Linked DNA regions of Mus musculus: regions 1, 2, 3 and 4 are each linked to region 5. The links are chromatin loops, found by intact Hi-C in ENCODE. Cell type or tissue: heart. All regions are shown on one strand.

Region 1 (5,000 bases), 110 kb after region 5:
AATTTTAAGTTTATGAATCTTCTGTCTGCAAGTTTATCTGTGTACCATGTGTGTGTCTGTTGCCCTCAGATGTCAGAAGAGGGCACTGTGTCCCCAGAAACGGGAGTTACAGGTGCTTGAAAGCTGCCATGTTGGTCCTGGTAACAGATCCCAGGTCTTCTGCAAGAATAAATGCTCTTAATTGCTGAGCCATCTCTCTAGCTCCTCTACTAGTCTTTGCCAGCTTCTTTCTGTAGGTAGAAAACTGAAGACTCATGGATTTTTTTCATCATAGCATTTCATGTAGTTCAAGCTGCCTTCAGACTTGTTATTTAGCTAAGGATAGCCCTGCTGTCTTCTGAGTGCTGAGATTGCAGGCACTCACCACCTCAGTTCAGAGGTTTAAAAATTTGAACCGGTTTTAAAGCAAATGTTTTATTTTAGAAAAACTCAATCAGTCAGGCCGTGATGATACATGTCTTTATTCCCAGCACTTGAGAGGTAAAGGCAGGTGAATGCCAACTGACTACAGAGTGAGTTCTAGGACAGCAGGGCTACACAGTATAACCATGTCTCAAAAAACCAAACCAAAACCCGGGTGTGGTGGCGCATGCCTTTAATCCCAGCACTCGGGAGGCAGAGGCAGAGGCAGGTGGATTTCTGAGTTCGAGGCCAGCCTGGTCTACAAAGTGAGTTCCAGGACAGCCAGGGCTATACAGAGAAACCCTGTCTCGAAAAACCAAAAAAAAAAAAAAAAAAAAAAAAAAAAAAAAACCAAACCTCATCAATCATACAGAGAAGATATTTTTAAAACATGAATTTAGTAACATTATACACACACACACACACACACACACACACACACATATATATATATATACTTGGTTTTTCAAGGCAGGGTTTCTCTGTGTAGCCCTGGCTGACCTGGAACTCATTCTGTAGACCAGGCTGGCCTCGAACTCAGAAATTTGCCTGCCTCTGCCTCCCAAGTGCTGGGATTAAAGGCTTGCACCACCATGCCCGGCAATAACGCTTTGATATTTAGTCCATTTTCTTCAGGGATATGGGACATGAGATGACACCCATGCTGCAGAAGATAAGCCCATGCACATGCAGACATCACTAAGTGGACCAAGTGGGTTTGAAAAGGCAGAGTGAATGGCAGGGGACAGGGGAAGGGATTTGATCAAAGCACATATGCATGCATAAAATTATCAAATAATAGAAAACAAAAACATACATTTTAAATAGAAACTATGTGTACTGTCTCTAATATTTGATTATAATTTATAATACCATGTATGGGTAGATTTCCTCTGGTGTTTTCACACAATTTTGTTTTGGTTGACCCTTCTCCTCAAATCAGAATCCTCCTGTTCCCATGCCCTTTAGTATCTTTCGTGCTCAGCCTTCTCTCATTTTAGATCTTTGCCCCTTAAGTGCTGGAGTCCAGCTCCAGTGGGGTTCAGGTTCACATGTGATGATTAATCTTATTAAATTGATGGGATTTAGAATCAACTTGGGGACAGGTATCTGAGTTTGTCTGTGAGGGATTTTCTTGGTTTATTGAGCTATGAGACTTTGTCCTGACTATAGGCCAAAAAAGAGAAAGATGGTTGAGCGCTAGTCATCTTTCTCCTATGTTCCTCAACTGTGATGCACATTAAAAAATGGAGAAGGGCATATACAGCTCCATCTAACACTTCTGAGCTTTGACATTCCTCCATTTCTCCTTCCAGCTTTTTCTTTTCTTTTTTTAAAGATTTTATTTATTTTATGTATATGAGTACACTGTAGCTGTCTTTAGACACACCAGATGAGGGTATTGGATTCCATTACAGATGGTTGTGAGCCACCATGTGGTTGCTGGGAATTGAACTCAGGACCTCTGGAAGAGCAGTCAGTGCTCTTAACCACTGGGCCAACTCTACAGCCCTCCAGTTTTTTTTTTCCACAGCCCTGTCTCTTTAAGAAGTCAATCATATCGGAAGTGAGAATGCTGGGACGGCTAGGTCTAGGGCATGATGGGAATAGAGGGCGGGAATGAAGGCCGGGAACGTCCAATTACCTCAGGTCTAGCGCATAAATAGGAGTGCGCACGCGCAGTTGTCAAGGCGTTGCGTTGCCATTCCTCAGGCGATTCCAGTAAAGTAATTTGTCATGGTCCCCACCTGAGACCTTGAATGCTTTTGTGCATTCTCCGACTGGCGTCTCATTGGAGGCGGGTGTCCTACCGGGCTAGAGAAAGCCGCTCAGGCCTGTGGGCTTGTGAGGGGGCAACGTACCACGTGCCCAAACGGGGCGTGGCCCTCCACGTGACTAGGCGCCGCAGGAAGTTCTGGGTAACCTCACGTGACAGGACCGTCCCCTTCTGGCGGGGGCGGAGTGGCAGCTCATCACGTGACCGGCGGCGGGCTGCGCCGCGGTGGTGCCGTAGCATCCTCAGGCTCGCTGCAGTTGGCGGCTCGCGCGCTCCGTTGGAGACTGAGTTCCTCCTCTGGCCTTTGGGGGACAGGCTGGGGAATTCTGGTTGCGAACGGGAACGCCGGAGAGCTTGCGACATTCAGAGGAGGGATACGCGCCTGTAGAGTGTTACAACTGTGGCAAGTGGTGGAAAGTTCTCGACCCGGCTTCGCAACAGGGTTTTAAAAAACCTGTTGTTTCTATGGCTGGCTGGAATTGATGACAGGCCTTTTGCGAGGGTTTCCTTTATAGCTTGGCTTACATTTGTACTACCGTTTGGGAATCTGAAGAGAGCCCAGACAGGGGTTTCTAGCAGCCATTCTCAACCCTCACAGGGTCGCATATCAAATATTTACATTACAATTCGCAATTAGCAAAATTACAGTTATGACGGAGCCACGAAATAATTTTATAGTTGGGGGTCGCCACATTAACCGAGTTTATGAATGTTGAGAATCACTGGTTTATAGGAAGACGTTAGGGGGAGTTGCCTCCAGAATGACCAGTTGGCCCACCTCTAAATGGGAACCTAGCGTTCTAGTTGTGATGACGTCTGAGGCTCTGAAGTGGCTTTAGGATGAGAAATCGGTTCTTATTGTTAGTGCAGGCTGAGGTAGAGGCAAAGGTGAGGCCTCACTTGGAGCAGACATGAGTCACATGTCAGTGTCCACACAATCAGAAATTAAGTACTGAGTCCAGCTGTCCACTTGCTAGGGTCCTCCTGTGGCGTGTTCAGCCAGTCTGTATCGCAACAACCTCCAATATAGTGAAGACCATAGTGCTTGTCTAAGACTTTTCTCATTGGAAGGTAGCTAATCCAGGAGCAAAAAGAACAGTTAGTCCTAGTCCCAGAAGGGTGTTGCTCAAATGCTCGATCCTGAAGCTATTAACATGTTAGTATGAAGGAAAACAAAACCCAAGTACCAATCCTTTATATTATGTTTTAGGCGTCATCTTAGTTTTAGATGGGATAAGAACTCGGCATAAGCACTTAGAATGAAAGAACCTTTGGATGGTGGATGTGACAAAGCAATGGCACAACAAGGGCTTCTGGACAGAATTAAAGAAGAACCTGATGATGCTCATGTAAGCATTTTCTTTTGACTTTCAAAATACTAAAAATTATTAGCGTTAGAATTGGTATTATTCCGGAGAATTGGAAATGAATGGTACTCAATGGTTGCTGGTTTATACGTTGATACAACCCAACTGATTAATTTTTTTCATGCGTTAGGTGAGTCCTATGGAGGCTGGGGGATATACGATTAAGTAGTAGAGTATATTCCCAGTGCTGTGAGTGCGCAATTGTCAGTGCTAGTCCAAAATGAATGGAGCCTCCAAACTTTATTCATTGGAAACTTACTCCTGCTTCAGCGTGATTGCTGGAGGGTGACCCTGAGAGGTAAAGATCCAAGTACAGGCTCTGTCATTACCAGGAGTGGCTTGGTTTTAAAAGCCAGTTGGGCATTTTGCTTGCTGTCTTGTTCTTTCTTGGGCACTCTCCTACCCTTTGCTACATTGTAATGTGACTAGAAGACTTGACTAAATGCAGCCCCCTTGTCTTGGAATTCACAACCTCCAGAGCTATGAGAAAATTTCCTTTCCTTCTAAATGACCCTGCTGCGTGGTTTTCTCTTAAAGCAAGATGAAAAGGGCTTAGACAGTGCGTTAATCAGGTTTTTAGTGCTTTAGATGAGAAAAGGTCATGGTAAGTGTGATATTTGTTTTTGTTAAAGAAACAAATATAGTGGCTGGAGAGATGGCTCAGTGGTTAAGAGCACTGGCTTCTCTTCCAGAGGTCCTGAGTTCAATCCTCTACAGTAAATCGACATGGTGGATGACAACCATCTTTAATGGGATCTGAAGCCCTCTTCTGGTGTGTCTGAAGTGAGCAGCACTGTACTCAAGTACATAAATAAGTCTTTAAAAAATATAGAAATGGTAATGATGATTAGGGACACTAATAGATGGTGTAATGTGTAATATGTATCGTATAGTAGAATGTGGCATTAATGTGATTATTAATATCATTGCATGCCTGAGAGTGTGCCATTATCTCGCTCACATCTCTGATACTATTATTTTACACATGAGGATGCCAGAACTCAAAAAAGCTAAGCATGTGTATGGATCAGTTAGTAAACATTAGATAGGGTTCAAACGTAGATAGTAAGATTTCAGAAAACATGCCCTTCCATATGTAGCTTGAGTCAAGAAGATTCAGCAGATCAGAAACTTACGAATTTTGATTTTGATTTTAAGAGCAATGGACATTATAGGGTTAGTGTGTTTTGAGACAGTCTCATGTAACCCAGGCTGTCCTTAGATTTACTGAGTAGCTCAGGGTGACCTTAAACTTCTGATCCTCTTGCCTTTGCTTCTCAAGTGCTGAAATTACTGGTGTGGGCCTCCATGCCAAGTTTTCATTGCAGGGACAGTAATATGAAACAGAACAATCTGGAAAGATCATTCTGGCTATTCCCTAAAGATAGATTAGAAACAAAAATAATCTGTGGAGTAGAGAGTCATTTATTTTGGCAATAATTTTTTTCTTTAAC
Region 2 (5,000 bases), 48 kb after region 5:
AATGGTAAAGTGGTATCCAAACAATATAATGAAAATTCACCTCAAGTGGTAGAATGTTTAGTGGTCTTAGAAGTTTTAAAAACCTTTTTAAAACCCCTTAATATTGTGTCAGATTCCTATTATGTGGTTAATGCAGTAAATCTTTTAGAAGTGGCTGGAGTGATTAAGCCTTCCAGTAGAGTTGCCAATATTTTTCAGCAGATACAATTAGTTTTGTTATCTAGAAGATCTCCTGTTTATATTACTCATGTTAGAGCCCATTCAGGCCTACCTGGCCCCATGGCTCTGGGAAATGATTTGGCAGATAAGGCCACTAAAGTGGTGGCTGCTGCCCTATCATCCCCGGTAGAGGCTGCAAGAAATTTTCATAACAATTTTCATGTGACGGCTGAAACATTACGCAGTCGTTTCTCCTTGACAAGAAAAGAAGCCCGTGACATTGTTACTCAATGTCAAAGCTGCTGTGAGTTCTTGCCAGTTCCTCATGTGGGAATTAACCCACGCGGTATTCGACCTCTACAGGTCTGGCAAATGGATGTTACACATGTTTCTTCCTTTGGAAAACTTCAATATCTCCATGTGTCCATTGACACATGTTCTGGCATCATGTTTGCTTCTCCGTTAACTGGAGAAAAAGCCTCACATGTGATTCAACATTGTCTTGAGGCATGGAGTGCTTGGGGGAAACCCAGACTCCTTAAGACTGATAATGGACCAGCTTATACGTCTCAAAAATTCCAACAGTTCTGCCGTCAGATGGACGTAACCCACCTGACTGGACTTCCATACAACCCTCAAGGACAGGGTATTGTTGAGCGTGCGCATCGCACCCTCAAAGCCTATCTTATAAAACAGAAGAGGGGAACTTTTGAGGAGACTGTACCCCGAGCACCAAGAGTGTCGGTGTCTTTGGCACTCTTTACACTCAATTTTTTAAATATTGATGCTCATGGCCATACTGCGGCTGAACGTCATTGTTCAGAGCCAGATAGGCCCAATGAGATGGTTAAATGGAAAAATGTCCTTGATAATAAATGGTATGGCCCGGATCCTATCTTGATAAGATCCAGGGGAGCTATCTGTGTTTTCCCACAGAATGAAGACAACCCATTTTGGGTACCAGAAAGACTCACCCGAAAAATCCAGACTGACCAAGGGAATACTAATGTCCCTCGTCTTGGTGATGTCCAGGGCGTCAATAATAAAGAGAGAGCAGCGTTGGGGGATAATGTCGACATTTCCACTCCCAATGACGGTGATGTATAATGCTCAAGTATTCTCCTGTTTTTTTTTTACCACTAACTGGGAACTGGGTTTGGCCTTAATTCAGACAGCCTTGGTTCTGTCTGGACAGGTCCAGATGACTGACACCATTAACACTTTGTCAGCCTCAGTGACTACAGTCATAGATGAACAGGCCTCAGCTAATGTCAAGATACAGAGAGGTCTCATGCTGGTTAATCAACTCATAGATCTTGTCCAGATACAACTAGATGTATTATGACAAATAACTCAGCAGGGATGTGAACAAAAGTTTCCGGGATTGTGTGTTATTTCCATTCAGTATGTTAAATTTACTAGGACAGCTAATTTGTCAAAAAGTCTTTTTCAGTATATGTTACAGAATTGGATGGCTGAATTTGAATAGATCCTTCGAGAATTGAGACTTCAGGTCAACTCCACGCGCTTGGACCTGTCGCTGACCAAAAGATTACCCAATTGGATCTCCTCAGCATTTTCTTTCTTTAAAAAATTGGGTGGGATTAATATTATTTGGAGATACACTTTGCTGTGGATTAGTGTTGCTTCTTTGATTGGTCTGTAAGCTTAAGGCCCAAACTAGGAGAGACAAGGTGGTTATTGCCCAGGCGCTTGCAGGACTAGAACATGGAGCTTCCCCTGATATATCTATGCTTAGGCAATAGGTCGCTGGCCACTCAGCTCTTATATCTCACGAGGCTAGTCTCATTGCACGAGATAGAGTGAGTGTGCTTCAGCAGCCCGAGAGAGTTGCAAGGCTAAGCACTGCAGTAGAAGGGCTCTGCGGCACATATGAGCCTATTCTAGGGAGACATGTCATCTTTCATGAAGGTTCAGTGTCCTAGTTCCCTTCCCCCAGGCAAAACGACACGGGAGCAGGTCAGGGTTGCTCTGGGTAAAAGCCTGTGAGCCTAAGAGCTAATCCTGTACATGGTTCCTTTACCTACACACTGGGGATTTGACCTCTATCTCCACTCTCATTAATATGGGTGGCCTATTTGCTCTTATTAATAGAAAAGGGGGAACTGTGGGAAGCCGCCCCCACATTCGCCGTCACAAGATGGCGCTGACATCCTGTGTTCTAAGTTGGTAAACAAATAATCTGCGCATGAGCCAAGGGTATTTACGACTACTTGTACTCTGTTTTTCCCGTGAACGTCAGCTCGGCCATGGGCTGCAGCCAATCAGGGAGTGATGCGTCCTAGGCAATTGTTGTTCTCTTTAAAGAGGAAAGGGGTTTCGTTTTTCTCGCTCTCTTGCTTCTTGCTCTCTCTTGCTTCTTACACTCTGGCCCCATAAGATGTAAGCAATAAAGCTTTGCCGCAGAAGATTCTGGTCTGTGGTGTTCTTCCTGGCCGGTCGTGAGAACGCGACGAATAACAGAGTCTCAATGACAATGGAGTAATGGAGTGTGCACAGCTAGCTGACCCGCCAAGGGGATGGAGAAAGTCATACGGCCGCTGAGACACCTAGTGGTGAGGATCTTCACTGCACCGTTACAGTTTGCTAGTTGGGCCCCCTGTTGGACTCACTTCCTGACCAGTAGTGCAACATGGTGAAGTTGGAACGTTAGGTGCCCGTTTTTGTTCCCAAACAAAGTAATCTCAGGAAAGAATGAAACTTCAGAGACGCATGGCGATACATCTGAAAGGCCTGAGGAAGGCTGAGAGACCTGCAAAGTTAAATTGACATGCGCGGACCGATGCGATGGTCTCACAAGCCCTGCGGGCTCAGTTGAAGATGCAAATTCAGTTAGTTAATATTTATTAGGAAGCAAAATTGTGTTCCATCAGGCATATTATATCCCTTCCTATCCTTTTAGGCCTCATAAAACTCAAACCAGAGGATAATTATAACTTTCATGTATTGTAATTACAACGTTTGAATGGTAAGATCACCTGCGTTTGCTACAAGGTGAAAATTGTTCTATATGCCACTCAAACTCATTAATTTACTACACATTTCAAAACTGAGTCATATATTTATTTACTTATTTATTGTTTTTTGAGACAGGATTTCTCTGTGTTGCCCAGCTGTCCTGCAACTTGCTCTATAGACCAGGCTGGCCTCTATCTTACCTGCCTCCTGAGTGCTGGGATTAAAGACGTTTGCCACCACACTCCAGCTTGAGCTGTGTTTAATATCTGAAGTTAATAATTGATATCTTGAGATATTCTTCAATGGTTCAAAAAACAAAGTCAATGGACTCACTCCTTCCAGTACATTCTGAGGGTGTTACCACGGGGCCCTGTGCTGTGCTGGTTAAGAGAAGTTCAGAGTGGGTACAATTGGCTCAGACCCATAATCCTAGCACTCAAGAGACCGAGGCAGAAAGGATTGCCAAGGATTAAAGGCCAACCTGGGTGGCAGAGTGAAACTTTTGTTTTAAAAACAAAATAATTGGGGTGCTTGCTATGAAGTCTGACCCAGTGCGGTTGGTTAGTTTCCCCAGAACCCATGTGGTGGAAGAAGAGAATTGACTCCCACGAGTTGTCCCTGACCTCCGTAAGCATTCTGTGGCGCATGCACACATGTATACAAGTATATAATTAAACATACACATGTGGGAGAATACGCACGTGCGTGCGCACGGACACACAAACACAAACACACACACACACACACACACACACACACACACACACACACACACACACACACACAGGGATACTGCCCTCATGGTATGTACACATTTTAGCGCTGTTTCTAAACTGTTAATGTGAGCGATTATTGTAAGAACTAAATACAACCAGCTGGGCGTGGTGGCGCACACCTTTAGTTCCTTCACTCAGGAGGCAGAGCCAGGCAGATTTCTGAGTTCGAGGCCAGCCTGGTCTACAAAGTGAGTTCCAGGACAGCCAGGGCTATACAGAGAAACCCTGTCTCGAAAAACCAAAAACCAAACAAAACAAACAAAACAAAACAAAAAACCAAACCAAAACAAAACTAAATACAAGTTGGTGACATGCCTTGGGAGGCCAAGGCCCGAGGCTGGCGGCTACGACACACTGCTGTGTCCACTCTTCCTTTGGTGCCGCATGTTCGTGTACAATATTTGGAACGTCTGGAGGAGTGGGGCAGTAGCAGGAAAAGCAGGGAGGCGGAAAATCCTGAGCGTCTCAAGGGAGGAAGTTATCTAACGTAGTACAGGGCAGGCTTGGCTGCTAAAAACCCACAAACTGTTTGGGTGCCTCGATGGGACTGAGAGGGCCCGTGATCCTGCTGCTGCAGCAACTGTCCTTACCATCCTTACAGGCTGGTGGTCCTAGTCTCTGACGCTGTGCTTCTGGAATACAAGGCTAGACATCTCTAAAACGTCACTGTACCCACTGCCTTTCTTCTCTCATAAGGCAGGGCTTAATGGAAACGCACCAATACCCAACAGCTGGTAGTAATGTTGAATGAAGCCAGGTCTAATCTGCTTTCCAATGACTTTGTCTCTTATTCTGCAGAGTCACCCAGCCTTGGTGAGACCTAAGGGGCCGGCATAATCTAATCCAAATGGTTTTGATTCTATAGAATACAGATTTTTAGTTTTTGAGAGGGGATCTCAGATAGCCCAGCTTGCTCTTGAGCACATTATGTACCTGAGTATGACCTTAAACTTCCCATCTTCTTGCATCCACTCCCAAAAGCTGGGAGCAAAGGTGTGAGCCACCATGCTGGGCTTTTTGGTTTTTGTTGTTTTGTTTTGTTTTGTTTTTTTTGTCTTTTGTTTTTCAGACACAGTTTCACTGGAT
Region 3 (5,000 bases), 55 kb after region 5:
GAGGCAGGTGGAGGGCTGAGTTTGAGGCCAGTCTGGTCTACAGAAGTAGTTCTAGGACAGCCAGGGCTATGCAGAGTAACCCCGTCTTGAACAAAATCAAAAACAATTTCCTCTCCCATGATTTGTGCTTGTAAATTGTTACTGTACACACACATGGAGTCACATCTACCTCATTTACCCTTCTGCTGGAGAATAAAGTGAGTCTTCTGCATGTCACACAAGCCAGAACCCCAAAGGCTGTGTCCTCAGCTCTCTCCATACTTTTCCCTCTTGGACAAAGACTGCATTCACTCAAACCTAATGGCAAATTTTATAGTATTACAACAAACGTGTTGCTATGAAATAATGTTTTTTTTTTTCCCTTTTTTTTTTTTTTTTTTTTTTTTTTTTGGTTTTTCAAGACAGGGTTTCTCTGTATAGCCCTGGCTGTCCTGGAACTCACACCCGGCTTCCTTTTTCTTAAATCTTTACTTTTATTTATTCATTAATTTTTTTGGAGGCAGGGTTTCTTTGTGCAGTCCTGGCTGTCCTGGAATTTACTATGCAGCCCAGGCTGGCTTTGAACTTGGAGTCCTTTCTGCTTCCAGAGTGCTAGGATTAAAGGCATATGCCAAAACAACCGGGGCTTCTATTTTATTTTATTATTTTTATTTTATTACGTTTCATGTAGCCCAAGCTGGTTTTGAACTCAATGTAATTGATAATGTAAAGATAAACTTGCAGTCCTGATTACTAGTGCCTCCTCCTCCCAAATTTTGGGCTCACGTGTTTGCCAATCTGCTAGCCTTTGATAGGGTTTCAATAAAAGTAAAACCGTTGAGATTAAACTCTGTGAAATTGACTCTAACTTCATTGGCGTAGGAATAAGAGACAGCACAAGTTCAATTTATAACCTTGAACCCAGCGAAGATGTTAGCCAAGAATAGCGGACTACTCATAAGAGGAAAGAAAATAGCCTTTCAGCGCTATCAGGAGCTGATAGGGCCCTGGATATTTAATTTCACGCGAAAGTTGCAGGGCATGCCCATTCAAATTTCTTCCAACAAATCACAAAGGCGTATAGACACTTTCTTATCCGTTTATTGGTCAAATGGAAATCCCAGCCCTCCCTACCTCCCGCCTCTCACTAGGGAGCCAATTGGAAAAACTTAGGTTTCATCATCAAGTACTGTACTTGCTATTGGCTGTCCGAGCTGTCAATCTAGGGAAGGCGGGCCAGGCCGAACTGTCCTATTTAAGAAGAGGACAAAGGCGGCGCGCAGCTTGTGTCGTCCGCCATTTTGTGCTCAGCAAGGTGGCAACCACGTTCCCTGAGCGACTTCTCCGCTTCTGCCTCGACCGCCCCTTGACTACAGCTATGTCTCGGGATCGGTTCCGGAGTCGCGGTGGCGGCGGTGGAGGCTTTCACCGGCGTGGAGGAGGTGGCGGCCGCGGCGGCCTTCACGACTTCCGCTCTCCGCCGCCGGGCATGGGCCTCAACCAGAACCGCGGCCCCATGGGCCCGGGCCCTGGCGGCCCGAAGCCGCCGCTCCCGCCTCCACCTCCTCACCAGCAGCAGCAGCAGCCGCCGCCGCAGCAGCCTCCGCCGCAGCAGCCGCCGCCGCACCAGCAGCCGCCGCCGCACCAGCCGCCCCATCAACAGCCCCCGCCTCCGCCGCAGGAATCCAAGCCCGTCGTCCCCCAAGGCCCCGGCTCGGCGCCGGGGGTGAGCAGTGCGCCTCCGCCGGCGGTCTCGGCTCCGCCCGCCAACCCCCCGACCACCGGCGCCCCTCCGGGCCCTGGTCCAACCCCGACTCCGCCGCCCGCCGTCCCCTCCACCGCCCCCGGACCGCCTCCCCCATCGACGCCGAGCAGCGGAGTCTCGACCACCCCTCCACAGACCGGCGGCCCTCCGCCACCGCCCGCCGGGGGCGCCGGGCCGGGGCCTAAGCCGGGGCCAGGCCCTGGCGGTCCAAAAGGCGGCAAGATGCCCGGTGGGCCTAAGCCTGGAGGTGGCCCGGGCATGGGCGCTCCTGGTGGCCACCCGAAGCCACCACACCGAGGTGGCGGCGAGCCCCGTGGGGGCCGGCAGCATCATGCGCCCTACCACCAGCAGCACCACCAGGGGCCCCCTCCCGGCGGACCGGGACCGCGCACGGAGGAGAAGATCTCCGACTCGGAGGTGAGCGGGTTCTCGAGCAAAGCCGTCCGTTTCCCTAAGATGGCGGCGCCTGCCTACCCTCGGCGTTTTTTTTTCCTCTTCCCCCCCGCCCGCAGCCTAGAGGGCCTCCATTTTGTCCCCTGCCGGAAGCGCTCCTGCGCATGCTTGCGCAGGCGGGGCGGACGCGCGGCGGGCTGTGGAGGCCGCTAGGGATTGGCTTCCAGCGGGAGGGCATCCTCACGTCTTGGCGGTAATCCGCTAGAGGCTAGCGGTCCGGTCCCTTGGGACCCAACTAGTGCACGTCGGAGGCCTCTGTTTGGGAGAAAACAGGGCAACTTGGTGCTGTCTTCCTAGTCTGCATTTAGAGCTATTTGTTGACGTCAGAGGTGTATTGATTGGCGTTTGCTGATAAAGAGGCGATGTGTTTCAAAGCATTTTGTATACTCTGCTTCATATGGATTAGAGTTAGTGATCCTGTTGGATCCCCAAATATGGTTCAACCTGCTAGCCCTCATGGGAAAAAAGGGAGATCGTTAACGAATGCACGATGGCCTACTTTGGGACCACTAGACTTTTCCTGCTTTGGTGTATGAATTCCGTCCGATTTCTTTATTAGGGATTTAAAGCCAACTTGTCTCTCTTGCGGAGGCCTGGAGAAAAAACTTACACACAGCGCTGTCGGTTGTTTGTGGGGAATCTACCTGCTGATATCACAGAGGATGAATTCAAAAGACTGTTTGCTAAATACGGAGAACCCGGAGAAGTTTTTATCAACAAAGGCAAAGGGTTCGGGTTCATTAAGCTTGTGAGTGTAATTTTTTTCCCTTTTGTGAAAGTTTTTAGGCATGCTTTTAAATGGGAAGAATTAACGAGCCTTTAAGTTTTTTTCATCAATAGAAATCAGAATAGTGTGCATTGGGGCAGGACCTCAAAGACAGACCTTTAGCCCTCGGGGTGTTGGGAGGAGGCTTGAAGAAAGCTCTTAAGCGGTAGAAGTGGGAAGGGTTATTAAAAAATTGAGCACTAGCCAGTTTGGAAGTTGTTAAAAGTATTTCTGATATTTGCAGGAATCTAGAGCCTTGGCTGAAATCGCCAAAGCTGAGCTTGATGATACTCCCATGAGAGGTAGACAGCTTCGGGTTCGATTTGCCACACACGCTGCAGCCCTGTCTGTTCGAAATCTCTCTCCTTATGTTTCCAACGAACTTTTGGAAGAGGCCTTTAGCCAGTTTGGTCCTATTGAAAGGGCTGTTGTAATTGTGGATGATCGCGGAAGATCTACAGGGAAAGGCATTGTTGAGTTTGCTTCCAAGCCAGCAGCAAGAAAAGCATTTGAAAGATGCAGTGAAGGTGTTTTCCTACTGACAACGTAAGTTGTCTTTAGTTCATGCTTTCTTTTTTTTTTTTTTAATAATTTTGAGGGATAGTCGAAATAAAATTGGAAGTTAAGATGAGGAATAATTTCTGTTACTAGGACTCCTCGCCCAGTCATTGTGGAACCACTTGAACAGTTAGATGACGAAGATGGTCTTCCTGAAAAGCTGGCCCAGAAGAATCCAATGTATCAAAAGTAAGACTAAGCTTTTTGGTGCTCTAAAAGAGAAGTTAGTGATTTCTAATTTTGCTTAGAACTTTTTAGAACATTAGAAACTTTTTAGTCTGGGTTTTGGCTGGTTGGTCTAGAATTTTTCTGTTGTCTAGGCTGACTAAAACTCTTGACAGTCTCCTGACTTCTGTCACACAAGTGCCAGGATTATAGGTGTGAGCCATCATGCCAGTGTTATGAATACATTTTACAGTGTTTCTTGAATATGCTTAATACACATCTCTGTCTCATCTATTTTCTTATTTATTTTTTCTTTTTTGAGAACAAGGATTCTCTGTAACCCCCTGGTTGTCCTGGAACTTGCTTTTTAAAGTTCCCACCTTTGTCTGCTTCCCAGAATGCTGGAAATAATAAGGATGTTGCCACCATATCTGGCATAACTTGAAGCTGTTGGATAAAAAGTACATTCACATATGATCCAGATAATGCTAAAGTTAAATGAGAGCTACTTGTTATTGGTGGGGAAAATGAGCCTGGATAAAGAATTTGCTATAGAAAAGGGGGGAAGATGGTGTCTCTTTCCTACATTTCCTACTTCTGTCATTTTCTTTGTGCTCATTTATCCCTATCCTACCCCCACCCCCCACAGGGTTTCTTTGCCTAGTTCTGGCTATTCTAGAACTATAGACCAGGTAGGTGGCCTCTGCCTCCCCAGTGCTGGAATTAAAGGCATGTGCCACCACTGTGTGCCCTGGGGGGGGGGGGCTTTTCCCTCTAACTTTAGTTTTAGACACATGGTCTCTGTAGACCAGACCGGACTAGAAATACATCACCATGCATTCCTGGCTTTTTGCTTTGTTTTATATATCATAACTTACTATTTCTAGAGTTAATACATTTGTCTAGGAGGCTAGTTCCAGGGCTACATGGTGAGACCTTATCTCAAAATGGGTGAGGGATTTTAAAGAAGATGGTATTAGGCTTAAGCAAAGGGTTGGGGTGGGGTGAAAGGTAAAGAAATGTTGACAGACCTTTCTTTAAGCAATGTCAATTTATTTTTTTAAGTGGTTTTTGTGTGTGTGTGTGTGTTTTTGTTTTTGTTTTGAGACAGGGTTTCTCTGTATAGCCCTGGCTGTCCTGGAACTCACTCTGTAGACCAGGCTGGCCTCAAACTCAGAAATCCGAAGGCGTGTGCCACCATGCGCCCTGCTAGTTTTTTAAGTTTTATTTGTTATTTATTATTTATATGAATGCACTGTAGCTGTCTTCAGACACACCAGAAGAGGGCATCAGATTCCATTATAGATGGTTGTA
Region 4 (5,000 bases), 210 kb before region 5:
AAATCCAGGCAGCCTCCTCCGTGGTCCCATGCCACAGTCTTATTCACCCCTCTTCTCCCCTTCCCCCATTCTCAAGAGAACAGAGTACAAAGGTAGAGGTCTCAGGCCTTTTTTGGTACCTCCGGGTTGCCAATACCACTTAGATACCCCTGGAGACTTGCTGACCCCATTCTTTGGGGGCCCTCCTGACCAGCCCTCCCACCTTCCAGGTCCTTACTAGCAGCAGGGCTGCAAACTGCTCGCTGTCATTCTTGGCCTCACGGAGGGCTCCCAGGTAGCGCTCCAGGGTGGGGTTTCGGCTCTCTGCCTGGTTCAGAGCTGGCTCACAATCCGAGGCCATGATGCCCGCCTTGCCCAACTGTGAACACAAGAGGGACTGAGCATCCCTCTGCAGAGGAGGGGCGGGGGCGGGGGTGGAAGTGGAGGATGTAGGGAGGGATTAGCACAGAGGGAGGGGGGGTGGATTTGGAAGGGTGGCTTCCTCATGACTGACCTCCCTTGGGGGAGCCCCTTTAAGAGGCTGGACCTACAAATTCTTTAGGATGAAGAAGGGACCCTGGTCCAAGGTCACCTCCAGAAAAGTGGGATATGAGGACCATGCATGCCGCTGCTCAGCTGGACAGCTTTCCTCACCAGTCTAGAAGTGGGAAGGAGCTGGCCCAACTGCTCAGCAGCCCCTGGCACCAGACACCGGGTTTTATCTCTCTCCAGGAGGCACACGAGGAGTGAGCGGTGAGGACAGACAGGGAGGAATGCAGACAGACACGGGTCAAGTTCGATTATCCGGACTCACGCCGACAAGGAAGAAAAGGACATTCTAGGGTTCCTTTCCCCTCCCTTCTTCAGAGAAAGTAGACTGGCTTCAGCAGGAGTGAGAAGGCAAGCTCTCCAGAGAAGGCTTTGAAGACTCCCCTGTGGACCCACCCCTCCAGCCAGGGCTCTTAATCGCCCCCGCAGCCTCCTTGCCTTCTCTTCTTTCCCTCCCTCGGGCAGAGGCTGCAGAGGCTGCAGAGGCTGCAAGAGCAGGAGCTGCAGCTGCTGCTGCAGCAGCAGCAACATTAACCCCTTGTGCTCCCTGTACTCTCCCTGTCCGTCCCGCTAACAGCCTGTGGGTGCCGGCACTGGCTGGAGAAGGAAAGAGGGGTCGGGTGGCTCTCAGGATAACAGAATCCAAAAGCCGGATAATCGAAGCGGGGCTGCAGTGATGGAGAGATGAGAAGGGGAGAAGGGATCCTGGCGGTCACCACCTGTCCCGCCGCAGCCAGGTCACAACACGACATTGATGAAGTCGAACGACAGGGCAGCGATGAGATCACACTTCACGATGGCGCGGTGATGTCACGGAGAGATCACAGCGAAATCACGACATGAAGGGGACAGCCCCCAAATATGATAGGGCAAATTTAAAAAAATATATAGGTAGATAGATAAATACTGAAAGGGGTTGTGACAAAATGGAGTCTCGACAGGGTACGGTGATGTCGAGATATGGCACGATGGAGTCGCGATAGGGTCCCTGGGGAGTCTCGGCATCGATCAGCGCCGGTTCGGAGAGGCTCCGGCTGAGATGCAGGGGAGGGCTTGAAGGGGGCTGAGCTCACCAGGCTGCGGCCCCGAGCGGCGAAGTCTTTCTCCGGGCGCGATGCTCCGGGAGCCTGGGGCTGCTGCTCACGCCGCGTTGCCCACTCTTGGCTCCAGGCTGCTACAGCTCCACCCCCACCCCCGCATCGCTCTCGACCAATCGGCGCTGGGCTCACTCCGCACTCTGACCAATGGCACAGCAGGGCGCTAAGCAGTAGGGGGGCGCCTCCGGTGCGGCCATCTTGCTTGTGGGCAATTGCCCGAGTCTGGGGCCTGAGTGCTCGAGCTAAGGAGGAAAGGTGCGGGCCGCCCCGCAAGGGCTCGCGGCCAAAGGCTGAGGGCCCGGACGTCCTCGCTTGTGCGTAGCTCTCCCCTCAGCGCCGCCCCTCCTCCCACTTTTGGGCTCGCGGCTGGAATTGCGCTTCCGGAGGGTGGGGGCAGGAGGACTGGCTCAGCGTGAAGAGTATGTTTCCGGGTTGAGCCCCGGGAGGTGGGAAGGAGGCGGCGTTTCCGGCCGCGGTCGCTGTCCAGGGAGGCTGAGGCAAGAGGGAGCTGTCCGGGTGGGGAGCCAGCACTTCCTTCTTCCTCCTCTGCGTGAGGGGAGAGAAGGTTGGGGGTCCCCGAGCCCATGGATCGGGAGGAGGCGGAGGCCGCCGAGAGCCGGCACCCCTCTATGTGGCCCTGAGCCCCGGTAGGTGGCCGGGGCGGCTGACTGCCAGGCCGAGGACCAGGAGCTCAGGGGAGGGGCAGAGGCGGGACGGGCGATGCCTCGGGTACGCTGGTCCGGCGTTGGGACCCGGAGATGGCGCTCCTGGCTGGGACAGGACAAATCTGCTGCTTCTAGCCTTGCAGGTGCCAGAGTCCCAATCTGAACCCCTCCGCTTTGGGACTCAGGCCTGGTCAGGCAGCTCCCTCTATTCCCTGACATATGGGCAGACCAGGCTGAGGCACTGCGGTCCTTATGATACTCTCGACCTCTGCAGCCTCGTCCCGAGTTGCTGTCTCTGGTGTTTGATGATCTTCCCATCGAGATTAAAAGAAAAGAAAAGGGAAAAAAAAAAGTTGATACAGAATAAAGGGGGCGGGGCTGGGCTCGTTGGCGAAAACCTTCCTCCTTGAGAATTTTGACAATTATGCCCCTTAGAGGGTCCTGCGGTGGCTGCAGTGAGCACAAAAAGCGAACTGAAGGAAGTCAAAGTAGAAGACCTCAGGCGGGGTTCCAGGAATGCTTTGCCTGGTCTCATCTCACGGTGGTTGTGCCCAACTGACAATAGAAGCTGTTAAAGCTCCTTAGCTGACTCTCCTTGTGCTATCTTGTGATTAACAGACTGGAAACTAGGAACAAATTGGAAAGACGACCTCCTAGAACAATCTGTTCATTTTTCCAGCTATTTGGAAAACAGTGTTTGCAAATATAAGCAAAGCTATTCATGCAGTCTGTTCTGTAACTTTCTCAAACATCTAGGACTTTTTTCTTTCTTTCTTTCTTTCTTTCTTTCTTAAAGCTTTATTCTTGATTACTCACACCCGTTGAATAGACCGGCTCTGTCGTTATTCAAACATATCTTATCGCTGTGTATATAAATGGAGTTCCACGTATGTAGCTGACAGACTGAACTATGATACATTCCCCATCAACCTGAAGTATTAAGTAAACATTACCCCCTGCTGTATCTGAACAGCTGCTGCAACAGCGTGCTTTTATTTCGGGTGTACTTGTAACGCCCTAAATGCCAGAACTACCGGGAGCTTTTCTAGATTTTCATTTGTCGAGTATTGTGGGGGTGTGTGTGTTCTCTCCCTGGGTTGCTACCCTTTGATTTGATAACAAACATTTTGGGTCTTAGCAGTGTTTTGTCGTTCCTGCCTCTGGTCAGCAAGCCTTTAACTGGACCCTAGCAGTGATTTGTGCCCATAGGCAATTGTAGGTTTGAGCCGAGTAAATGGCTAGGAGTGCAAATGAGATTAGCTCTGCCTCTCCCATGCACTTGTAACCAGTTTGCTAGTCCAATGGTATTTATTACTCCTGTTTTCAAAGCCTTCTCCTTTCTTTTTTGCTTTTCCCACCCACGTGCCAAGATATTGATGACAGGTGTTGAGTCACCTTTAGTTTTAAATCCTTTTGTGGTAGGCAGAAACGAGAACACACTCACGAACACACACACATACACTCTCTCAGCTCCATCCTGGGAGGCTAGCGAAGTTTCCGAGTATAGCTTCTTAGGCTACACCTCATGATCTTTTCAATGTGTTTGTGGCCTACACACCTCTTTTCTGACCCATGTGCCCTAATGTACAATTACGGGAAAACTAGACTAGGAAAGGGTAGAAGAGAGTGAGAGAGATAAGAGTCCATTCGGTGCCTATGGCTCAGAGAAAGGCATTACCTCAATTTGGAGTTTTATGTTTGCCTCTTCATTTCTTGGCATTGGCATTGAAATCCATTCCAGACAATGCTGGTCTTTTTGTATGCTGGCTGGAAGTGAGGGTTAGGGTTGCCAGTCTGTGCTATTTACCAGCTGTGGGTGACAGCTTCGTATTTATCATTTCTTTCATCAGAAGATTTCTAATTGTGTTTGTTTGGAGGCAGGGTTTTTCTGTAGCCCCAGCTGTTCTGAAACTGTAGACCAGGCGGGCCTTGAACTCACAGAGATCTGCCTGTCTCTGCCTCCCCAGTGCTGGGGTTAGAGTTATGCATCACCACTGCCAGCACAAGATTTTTTTTTTTTTTTTTTTGAGACAGTGTCTCATTATATTCTCTAGGCTGACCTTGAAGTCCTGGATTTAAACAGTTCTACCTTAGCCTTCCAAGTAGCTAGGACTTCAGGTACGAGATACCATGCCTAGTCAACAGATTTTTGAATTGTTTCTTAGAACCCTGTCAACAACTCATCTTGATATATATATATATCGTTCCTCTTTCTTCTCCCCTCCATCCTACAGCCACTAGATTACAGAGTAGCCAGCACAGTGCCTAAGTCAAACATATGGGGAGAAGTATACAAGTACTTAAGACAGGAATTGCAAATGACTTGGATCAGGCAGATAATGTAAAAGTGTAAATTGATGTGAAAGTGTGACCTGGGTAGATTTGTAAGATAGGGATGGTGGGGGTGGGAGCAAACAGGGCAACGCGCTTGCTGTGCCTAAAGAGAATCACCTTGAAAAACTATACTGCAAGGCTGGGCAGTATAATCAGAATTAGTTAGAGGAAGTCCAACCTCTTCATAGATAACGAAGTACTTTGGTCAAAATCACAGAGCAGTTAGTAGAAGCTGAAGGGGGAAATCAGACCTGCCTTCCCAGGTTGGTGCTCTTTCCCGTTCTCTCACAGACGTTAGCTTAGACAACAATGGGATACAAAAATCACTTTAACAGCAGATTCACTTTATATATCCTTGCTCTGTTGTTACGCTGAT
Region 5 (5,000 bases):
GATGCTCTCTTCTGGAGTGTCTGAAGATACACTACAGTGTAGTTACATATAATAAATAAATAAACATTAAAAAAAAAAAAGTGGAAGCAGGAGTCAGGAGTTCAAGGTAAACCGTGGATACAAAGCTATTTCAAGGCCAGCCTGGGCTACATGAGACAGTTTCAAAAAAAAAAAAAAAAAAAAATTTTTAAGAAAAAAGAAAAAGAAAACTGTACTAGCTGGGCAGTGGTGGGACACGCCTTTAATCCCAGCATTTGGGAGGCAGAAGCAAGCGGATTTCTGAGTTCGAGGCCAGCCTAGTCTACAGAGTGAGTTCCAGGACAGCCAGAGCTATACAGAGAAACCCTGTCTCAAAAAAAAAAAATTCCCTGCAATCCCTTTTCCACCTGCTAAATGTAATATTTACATACATGAGAAAGAATATACTTAAACAGTCTAATTTTCCTAAGATACTCTATAAAGCAAATGATATCACTAGTAACTGCATATCTCTGAATTTACACTATAATCTATCCTTTATAGTTAAATTAGTAGACCACACATATCACATGCATTCACTCAAGATAATGAAGATAGTTTACTACTAATCAGAAATTAGAAAACAATTCAGAATTTCAAAACATATGCATTCTATATCAGTACTTATTGTAAATGACCTGTTTGAACATACATTATATTAATACAGCTTAACCTGTTCAATGATAAATATATGAAGAGAGCCCAACATTTTGCAAACCTAAGACAACCAACATTACATTTTAATTATTAAAAATGCTAAAATGCAGTGTACTTAAAAGACTAATGGGGGCTGGTGAGATGGCTCAGTGGGTAAGAGCACCCGACTCCTCTTCCGAAGGTCCAGAGTTCAAATCCCAGCAACCACATGGTGGCTCACAACCATCTGTAAAGAGATCTGACTCCTTCTCCTGGAGTGTCTGAAGACAGCTACAGTATACTTACATATAATAAATAAATAAATCTTAAAAAAAAAAAAAAGACTAATGAATGACTGGGTAAAGAGATGGCTTGATGAAATAACTAGGTTTGGTAAACAAGAATCTGGGAAAACTGTCAATAGTAGAATCTAGGGGTTTGGGAATGCAGTAGCACCCTGAATCTAAACTGTATTTTTACTTTTATTGATGGTTATAAAGTTTTCTAATGACCTGTTAGAAACATCATTTACATTTTTAAAAAGAGAAACTCCTCAGGCTAGGAGTCTACCTCAGTGGTATAGGCTTGTCTATCAGATGTTAAGGCCCAGGATCCAATGACAGGACTAGAAGAATTAAAAAAAAAAAAAAACCTTAAATGCAACCAACACAAGCATTTGCAAACCTGTTTTCAAATCTCGGATCAAAACTCTGGACTTTGCAAACTTAATTATGTAAGATAGGAAATAAATCTACATTTCAGCCACAAATGGGCTGCATAGTTACTGTGAGGTTGAACTCTTCACAAAGCACTTCGTGCAATGTCAGGCACACAGTCAGCACTCAGGATGTTAACAGTATGCATCTTTGAATAGACATTTATGCTGAATGAAAAAGCATTTTTGGTTAAGATTCATGTTTTAAGCAGCTTGGTTTAACAACTAACTCATCATTTGGAGACCATTTCCAAAAGGAAAACTCCTGATAGGAAACTTAACAAACTTGATGCTTAACATGCTGGGTGAGGGGAAGTTTAAAAAAAAAGCCTTGAAAAACATTACTCAGTGGATAGTATTGTTCTCCATCTGAAGAAAATGAATCACAACTAAATTAAAAATAAAAAAAGTTTCAAGACAAACTTTTAAACGGCTTACAACTCCTGTGTAGACAAGGCTTTACCTAGGGCAGGCAAGGCTGGCTGGGTACATCCTAAGGACAAAACTTGTCACTCTTCCACGTTACTAACTGCAGGTAAAGAATGCTAGACTATAACACATCCGTGGCTATCAGAACACATTCCCCCAACTTCAAGACGACAACCCCACTTCTTCTAAGGTGAAGAGAGCACCATGTCCACTTTGGGGCTTGATAACGGTCAAGGGGGAGGGGAGTGGAGGCAGGAAGATGAATTGGCTCCGGGGTTCCCGCAGCACCCTCCCGGTTACTCCTCAGGAAACGACCAATCCTCCACGACTTCTTCCCGCCACCTCTACCCCCACCTGACCTCTCCCCAGAGAAACTTCCATAGACTCCCTTTTCCTCGAGGATGCAGAAGCGGAGTCTGACACCTTGCGTCTCCCAGGCTCCCCCCCCCCCCGAATACGCACCACCACCCACACGCCGGCAAAGGGAGGGGAGCCAAGCGGACCACGGCCCCCGCCCCTCCCCCTCCCCGCCGGCCACCGAGCTTTGTCCCACCTGCCGAGGGGACCCCGGTGCCGCCTCGGGCCGCCCCTCCCTCCGGCCGTCGACCACCGCGCCACCCGTGAGCTCCGGGCTGCTCGGGGCCGGCCGCGCCCCGCCCCCCGCCCGCCCGCCCGCCCGCCTGCCCGCAGCCCGCAGCCCGCAGACGGCCCGCGGCCTCACCTCACCTACCCTCTTTCGGGGGCCGGTCTCCACCTCCCGCTCCGCCATGTTGGGCCCCGCTCGGAACCGCGGCGGCTCCCGGCGCGGCGGCCGCGGCCCCTCTCGGCCCCCGCCCACACTGCAGACACCGGCGCTTCACCCGCTGCGGTTCGGTCCCCCTCGGCCCCCGCCGGGCCTGGCGCGGGAGTGACGAGGGGGGCGGAGGCCCGCGCGCTTAGCCGCAGCTCCTGGGGTCCCACGGGCGGGCGCGTGGGCGCAAGGGCCTGCCGGGGCAGGGGGGCCGGGACTCGGGGGGTTAATGGCCTCCAAGGGGCCCCGTGAGGAGGATTATTTTCTCTCAGAGAAATTCCTCCGCCAGTGGTTTTCTTAAAGGGATCTCCAAACCAGCCCCTTGCGCGCGCCCCTGATGCGCAGGCGCGCCACAAGCCCCTCCTCCCTTTCCCACCAAGCCCCCGGTCCTGAGCGTGCGCGGTGAGTGGCCCAGGCTAGGCCTAATCCTGTTAGTCTCTTTGCTGCCAGCAGCTGCTCCCACCACTCAACTATGGCCGCTCCCTTAAAGGGACCATGACGAAGGGATGATGTCAGAATGAAAGATCTTAATGGAAGGACTATCTGGTGAAATGTCAGTGAGGGGTTCACATCACCACCCTACACCTGACTACAGAGATATTGCCAAAAGGAGAGAACCCTGATGAGCCAAAGTTCTCAGTGACCCTATGAACATGAAGAATCCCAACCAAGAAGAAAACAAGACTGTTATCTGAAGGAGAAACCAACAGCTTGTCAAGTAAAGGGCGTCGACTCTCAAGGAACAACTTCCAACCTTAAAACCAGATCCACTGGTAGTGTTGAAGGCAGAACCAATAACTGAAGACAATTTCCTCAATACCTGCTTGCCATTAGAATACTAAAATGAAAAAGGATCTTAGAAACCATCTACTCCATTGCTTTCAAAGTTAACATTGCCAGTATGGTCATTTGAAATAAATTAATTTACCTCAAGATATCGAGTGGCTGGTGAGGAGCTAGAACACAGTCTGGAATTGCATTCCTCCAGGATTCTGAACACACAAAACTGTCGTCAAGGCAAAAGAACATAAAATGTCAAGAGTCTTGATAGTTCAAGAACATGGCTGCTCTCCTGAGAAGTTTCATGGTGATGACCTGCAACTGCTGTGTGCCATCATTTGCCTCCACTGAAGGAATTTGAGGGTCTGACTTAAAGAATAGGAGCTTGAACTGTCAAGGCAGGAAATCCAAGGGTAGGCACTATCTTCCCTGAAGCACAACGAAGCCAAAGATAATGAGAGCTGAAGTCCCCTCTTGGATTCTTAATGAAGACATAGGCACAACAGACAGACATATAGTAAAAAATACAAGGAAATTAGTTTAGGTTGGTTGGAGTTGGGTTGGTTGGAGTTGGATTGGTTGGAGTTGGGTTGGTTGGAGCTAGGTTGCTATGTAACCCAGAGTGGCCTGAAACTGCTGGTCTTCCTGCCTTGACCAAGTGCTTGGACTGCTGGTATACTAGGAAATCCCCAAAGAACTAATTAAAAAAAATGTTTAAGTCTCTGAAGAGTTGTTATTCTCCATGGCAATACAAGGGGACCCAGAGCTCCTCTGCTCACAGGGTGAAAGTTGCTCTACAGCTGTACTTCTGTGTGTAAGTCAGTAGCTCTTTGAACCCAGGAACATTGGCTGAACACTGAAATGGCTGAAAGTTTCCATGCTGGTCCTTGATTCTCCCTTGGGCCTGTTATCTTTTGTTTCACTTATGGGTAGAACAAAAAGAAACATGTTCACTTCTGCCAGATAATGTTTTTTTTTTCATATCCTAGACTCTTTCCTTACATGTCCAAAGCAAAAAACAAATAGAAAGGTTAAGAAAATATGTTTTCAGGGATTGTAGTTAAATATAAGACTGGATGGTTTCCACCTTTTTATGGGCTGTAGACTACTCCCTTCTAATAAAATCCAACAGCTTAAAAGTGGAACTTCTGAAGGGAACAGTTGAAAATAGATACCAGCCTGGTCTGCATAGATTGTCTAAAGTAAGAAAAGGGGAAAAAAATCAGGGGCTGGAGAGACGGCTCAGCGGCTAAGAGCACTTACTGCGCTTCCAGAGGCCCTGAATTCGATTCCCAGCAACCACATGGTGGCTCATAACCATCTGTAATGGGATCTGATGCCCTCTTCTAGTGTCTGAAGACAGCTACAGTGTACTTACTTACATATAATAAATAAATCTTTTTTAAAAAATCAGGAAAAGTGAAACTTCTGATATTCAACTGAAAGTGGGGACCCCAGCTTCAGCCATGTCCTCTCTTCTTCTACTCATGCATCCTCCTATCATTAGAAAAATGCCAGGCTTTTTTTTTTTTTAATGGTTTAAGTGCATTGTTTAGTTCGACTACACTATATTTTCTTCTGCAGTGCTAGGGACCTCCCTCACAATGCTAAGAAAGCATTCTCCCAATGAGA

What was found. A loop is a pair of places that touch in the nucleus more often than their neighbours do. Peaks named below come from ENCODE experiments on the same cell type or tissue, not always from the same donor. Only the 100,000 strongest peaks of a DNase experiment are listed, where the experiment ranks them.
Region 1: a loop joins it to region 5, with 5 times the contacts of the local background. A loop is called at or near these places in 4 of 42 quality-filtered maps.
Region 2: a loop joins it to region 5, with 3.0 times the contacts of the local background. A loop is called at or near these places in 10 of 42 quality-filtered maps.
Region 3: a loop joins it to region 5, with 2.9 times the contacts of the local background. A loop is called at or near these places in 9 of 42 quality-filtered maps.
Region 4: a loop joins it to region 5, with 1.9 times the contacts of the local background. A loop is called at or near these places in 2 of 42 quality-filtered maps.

Annotation. Positions count from the first base shown.
Region 1 is chr4:127,075,019-127,080,018 of GRCm38, forward strand. It overlaps Zmym6 (zinc finger, MYM-type 6), which reads left to right and starts at 2,365. Exons shown (of 14, transcript NM_001285885.1): 1 at 2,365-3,528. The coding sequence starts at 3,439. In heart, a CTCF peak has its summit at 2,457; a DNase peak (open chromatin) is centred at 2,273; H3K4me3 peaks cover 1,766 bases; H3K27ac peaks cover 1,394 bases.
Region 2 is chr4:127,013,050-127,018,049 of GRCm38, forward strand. No RefSeq gene overlaps it. Among named protein-coding and RNA genes, the nearest start is that of Sfpq, 5.8 kb to the right of the region's middle. In heart, a CTCF peak has its summit at 2,762; a DNase peak (open chromatin) is centred at 2,742; H3K4me3 peaks cover 405 bases.
Region 3 is chr4:127,020,060-127,025,059 of GRCm38, forward strand. Sfpq (splicing factor proline/glutamine rich (polypyrimidine tract binding protein associated)) reads left to right here and starts at 1,242. Exons shown (of 10, transcript NM_023603.3): 1 at 1,242-2,161; 2 at 2,757-2,945; 3 at 3,208-3,509; 4 at 3,615-3,710. The coding sequence starts at 1,358. In heart, CTCF peaks have their summits at 2,036 and 2,235; DNase peaks (open chromatin) are centred at 1,182 and 2,312; H3K4me3 peaks cover 4,510 bases; H3K27ac peaks cover 2,684 bases.
Region 4 is chr4:126,751,724-126,756,723 of GRCm38, forward strand. Ncdn (neurochondrin) reads right to left here and starts at 1,706. Exons shown (of 7, transcript NM_011986.4): 1 at 1,248-1,706; 2 at 218-358. The coding sequence starts at 1,280. AU040320 (expressed sequence AU040320) reads left to right here and starts at 2,047. Exons shown (of 21, transcript NM_133886.2): 1 at 2,047-2,272. In heart, a CTCF peak has its summit at 2,264; DNase peaks (open chromatin) are centred at 358, 758 and 1,768; H3K4me3 peaks cover 3,230 bases; H3K27ac peaks cover 2,932 bases.
Region 5 is chr4:126,965,288-126,970,287 of GRCm38, forward strand. It overlaps Zmym4 (zinc finger, MYM-type 4), which reads right to left and starts at 2,940. Exons shown (of 30, transcript NM_001114399.2): 1 at 2,529-2,940. The coding sequence starts at 2,567. In heart, no CTCF peak of the experiment used is centred here; a DNase peak (open chromatin) is centred at 2,954; H3K4me3 peaks cover 2,163 bases; H3K27ac peaks cover 1,655 bases.